Linked DNA regions of Homo sapiens: region 2 is linked to region 1. A link is a loop called in an ENCODE intact Hi-C map of the cell type or tissue named here. Cell type or tissue: CD14-positive monocyte. All regions are shown on one strand.

Evidence for each region. Hi-C counts contacts between places; a loop is a spot of excess contacts. Peaks named below come from ENCODE experiments on the same cell type or tissue, not always from the same donor. Only the 100,000 strongest peaks of a DNase experiment are listed, where the experiment ranks them.
Region 2: a loop joins it to region 1, with 2.6 times the contacts of the local background. A loop is called at or near these places in 7 of 110 quality-filtered maps.

What each region holds. Positions count from the first base shown.
Region 1 is chr10:23,642,275-23,644,774 of GRCh38, forward strand. No RefSeq gene overlaps it. Among named protein-coding and RNA genes, the nearest start is that of OTUD1, 200 kb to the left of the region's middle. In CD14-positive monocyte, no CTCF peak of the experiment used is centred here; a DNase peak (open chromatin) is centred at 1,347; H3K4me3 peaks cover 397 bases; H3K27ac peaks cover 2,316 bases.
Region 2 is chr10:23,528,798-23,531,297 of GRCh38, forward strand. No RefSeq gene overlaps it. Among named protein-coding and RNA genes, the nearest start is that of OTUD1, 91 kb to the left of the region's middle. In CD14-positive monocyte, CTCF peaks have their summits at 1,440 (motif pointing left) and 1,639; no DNase peak of the experiment used is centred here.

The DNA of each region.
Region 1 (2,500 bases):
CACATTTTTTTTTTTTTACTGCGTTGATGGTATATCATGTTTTTCACTGTTACGTTTGAAGAAGTGTAAGAAAATGATTGCTTTTCTGTGGCATATAAATTAACAATCAGGATGATGGTGATGTCTAACAACCACAGATTGTCCACATTGGGTGACTGAGATAGTGACAGCTTTGCTTTGTATACATATTTTTGTTTCATGCACAAAATTATTTAAAATATTGCATGAAATTACCTTCAGGCTATGTGTATAAGGTGTACATGAAACATAAATGAGTTTTTTTGTTTAGACTTGGGTTTCATCCTCAAAATATATTATTATGTATATGCAAATATTTCAAAATCTGAAAAAATAATTCAAAACCCAAAACACTTCAGTACTGGACTTAGGACTTCAACCAAGCTTTTTGGAGGACACAGTTCAACCCACAACAATGACCACCGCTTGAATAACTATGTAAAAGGCACATGAAAGAAATGAAATAGAAATCTTGCTTTCAAATATTAGGTTGGTGTAAAACTAATTGTGGATTTTACCTTTTTTTAACTTCCATTATATGAAAGATCTGACACAGATACAGATACAATTTAAATACAATCCTATGCATAAAATATGGAGAATATCATTTTAGAGCTTGAAATGATCTTCAAAATCATCTTTCCAGAGCCTTCATTTTACATATGAAAAATTGTGGTGAACTGGAACTATCTTTGTTTTATTACTATACAGAATATTTATAGATATTCTAATTTATTGATCTTTTCATTTTCCTTTTGCTATATCCATCAAGGTATTTCCCAGCCCAGAATTTTAATATTATAAATCAATATTACTTTATAATTTGTTTTTTACACTTAAAACTTGTGCGAATTATAATATAGAATGCTCATTAATGCTTTTCTCCAAATCAATTAAATAGTTAAATAATGTTTAGCTAACTTATTATTTCTTTGCTGACTATAAATATGATGATCTTCCTCAATCTGCTTCTTTATGCTGTTTTTTTTTTTTTCACGGATTTGTCAATTCCTGAGTCAGATGCAAACTATTTTAATTTCTGTGGTTTTACAATATGGTGCAATATATGATAAAGTAGGTCTTTTCAATCTTTTTTCAAACATATTTTGGTCGATCTCAAGTTGTTCTTCAAGTAGAATTTTAGCATTTTTTTTACAGTTCTGAAAAGATTTTGTTTGGAGTTATGGTTGAGATTGCATTACATTTATGGACTCCTGCCAGGGCACATCAGAGACAGAGCAGGCTAAGGAAGTGTTTACATGGAGGGGAAGTCTGGAGTGGAGTGTCAGAGCCCAAATAAGGGGAAGAGGGAACCATTGCATAGCTATTGCTTGGTATTGCATGACAAAGCTTGAGTAGGGCATGGAGAGTTTCCACAAAGCGGGGATGCCCCAGTGGAGAAAGTCAGAACATGACATCAGGTCTATGTTATTCCTACCAAAGATGCATTACTTAAATTCAGTCCTAAGGAAGCATCAGACAAGCCCAGTGTAAGGAACACTCTACAAAACAACTGGCCAATAGTCTTCAAAAGGATCAAGATCATGAAGTTATCGGAAAACTAAGGAACTGTTAAACACTGAAGGAGAATAAGGAGATACTATGATGAAATGCCATGCATTCTGAGCTGAATGTTTTTGCTATAATTTTGTTTTTTGAGTCAGTGTCTCACTCTGTTGCCCAGGCTGGAGTGCAGTGGTGCAATCTCGGCTCACTGCAGCCTCTACCTCCTGGGCTCAAGTGATCCTCTTGCCTCAGCCTCTCGAGTAGCTGGGACTACAGGAATGCACCACCACACCTGGCTAATTTTTGTTTGTTTTGTGGAGACGGGGTTTCGCCACATTGCCCAGGCTGGTCTCAAACTCCTGGGCTCCAGCGATCTCCCTGCCTCAGCTTCCCAAAGTGCTGGGGTTACAGGCATGAGCCACCATACCCAGCAGCTATAAAATATTATTGAGACAATTGGTGAAACTTGAATATTGGGTTTGATGATTAGATGGTAGTAATATATCCATGTTAATTTCTCAATCATAATAATTGTACTGCCAGTATGTAGACCATCCTTCTCTGAAGAAATATACATTCAAAGTTTAGATGATGGGGAAACAGGAAAGCAACTGACCCTCAAATAATTCAGAAAAAATACAGGTCATTGATTATTCAACTTTTCTATAACTATGTGATTGCTTCAAAAATAATTTTTAAAGCAGGAAGCAATTAAGTGTTGAATGTTAATTTATAGACTAATTTGAGAGAGAATTTAATGTTTTTGGGATGAAATTGGAGAGAAAATTTAATGTTTTCAAGATTAAATTTTCCCTTCCAGGAATATCTAATATATATCTCTATTCAAGATTTTAAAAGAGACTCTCCAGTGTTGTTTCTTCCATACAGGACTTGTACATTTCCCTGTTAGGTATTTTATAATATTTTTATTGTTGCAAATGGGTCTTTTTTCCATTTGAAGCTTTTTTGTTTTTGC
Region 2 (2,500 bases), 110 kb before region 1:
GCAGCTGAAACTGAATTATAGCTCCCTGAGGGAGAATCAATACTTTTCTTTTAAGCCAAACTCAAGATTCCTAAATGTACTTCCAAATAACAAATAATAAATGACCAAGGAAAAGATTTTTAAAATACCTCTACAGAGGATAAAAATTAGGGGGAGAATGCTACTCGTCTGTTACAAGAGTTGGAAAAATCCTCCCTTAAGCTTTTTCTATATATCTTTATTCTCCCCCAGGGTAGAGCCAATTAAATAACTTTTATGGTGAAAAATTCAGTTGTTTGGGATTAAAAAGACAAATAATCAAAGATAAAATCATTACCTTGAGGGCCAGCCATGGTGGCTTACATCTGTAATCCCAGAGCTTTGGGAGGCTGAGGCAGGAGGATGGCTTGAGCCTAGGAGTTCCAGGCCGCGGTGAGCTGTGATGGCGCCACTGCACTCCAGCCTGGGTGACAGAGTGGGATCTTGTCTCTTAAAAAAAAATTATCACTTCGAAAGAGATTTTCTTTAAGATTTTATTTCATTGGTTCTCACCTTTAAACTAGAAGGGCAGAGCTTCTGTTGGTACAGTACTAAGAAAGTATAGAGAACAACAACAAAAATACCTTCAGAATAAGGGGAATGTGTATTGATTATTCTTGATTAGAAAACATACAAGGCTCTCTTAGTCCAAGGACGCCATTATGTTTTCCTTTTTTTTTTTGACAGAATCTACAGGCTTAATACGTTCCTTTCCAGCTTGAAAGGATCTCTCCTCCTTTCTCCCCCTTGATGCTCTATCTTGAATAGTCAAACAGAATTATAAGATGCTTTTTAAATTGGGAAGAAAACAATCATTTTCTGCTTTTGTTTTCTTTGTATCAGGCAGAGGCAAGGGCCTCCAGCCAGCTAATGTGATGGACACGGTATCTGGAGAGTCCTGCATTTCAAAACTTACTCTAAGGAAGACTGCTTTGATTTTCAAAGTCTCTAGTCTACAGAGAGATTGAGCTCTGGCTGCAAGACACTGTCTATCATAGAGCCACATGGCGACATTGCCGTAGAGAAGAGACATAAATAACCACAACTGCCAGAAAATAAAGCTGGTAATCTCTAGAAATGCCTGGATACATTAAAATGAAATATAACCCAGTACTCTGGTTCTTTAGACCCCGTTGAATACTTTGTTCTCAGTCAGCTGATAAAATTTTAATTTATTATTGCGTGTTTATGATGAAATGTAACATAACTCATTCATTGTGTCTGTTAATCCTCTCATTCATAAAAATAGCATATGTGTTGATGATCTACATTAAAGTAATTGTTTACCATGGGTAGTATTATAGCGATAATCTATAAATAATGTGAAAGTTTGTAGAAAATTAAAGTATATAGAACTGTAGAAAGAGATAAATCTTTAAATATTTAAGGTTTTGATCTGCTTGTATAATGAACTGGTGTTTTAGCCATTTGAGCCACCTAGTGGTAATATACATGAGATATGATTTCTTATTCTGAAAAAAAATGTAAAAGTTTAACAGTTTCCAATTTAAAAGGAATAAACTAAGTAAAGCGAATCATAACCATTATATATTATACATTCAGCTTTTGAATTATTACTTATTGGTAGAAGATTGACTATTAGAAAATAAATTATAAAAACAGTTCTTTGCTTATTTTGTTTCTTCTAATAGAGGCCACATAGCCAAGAAAATTAAAATTATAAAAAATTATAATTGAAGGGGATATTTGCAATATGTATAAGAAAGAAAAAGCAATCAAATATTTAGTGGACTAAAATGAATAATACACTTTCCAACTTAATTGTATTCCAATGTAACCTTTGATAAGTGGTCTTCAGTGTAGTCATATTCTCTTAAGTCTGTCTTTTAGCCAATCATTAGTCTGTCTTCTTATATTCAAGGAACAAAACTGAATCACTAATCTGCTCAGTGATCCATTAGAAATACTCTGTAACTGATCACACTGTGTCTAATTTTAGATTTCTTTTACTGGGAACTGTAGATCAAAGCAAGTTTCCATTTTGGCTCTATTCTGGTATAATAACTTCCGGCAGAGCCAAATCATGAAATACTGCTAACTTCACGTGTTAGAATCCACATTCATCTTTGCCTTGTTAACTTTTAAGGAGCTTTTTATTTATTGTTCCAAGAATGCCAGGTTCTTTGGTTTCCTGCTTTCTTAAATTGCCATGTGTCTCTAAATAGGTTTTTTTCAAAATCGGAATTAGCACAAAGATAGATAGATTTGTCTTCTTTGAATTCACCAGCCTCCCTACTTGGTAGGATTGCAAAACTATCTTATGAACCCAGCAGAGAAAATATCCTCTCTTCTTGATGATCCTGCTTGTTGGAACTCTGACCTCTCCATTTCTTCTGTGGTTTCACTGGGTAATCTGAAGACAAGTCTTCACATGTGGTTCCTGGAAGCAATGACATCTAAAGTTGATCTAAAGTCGAGAGGATTGAAGCGTGCCAGCCTGAGAGCAGACAAAACCTTTAAG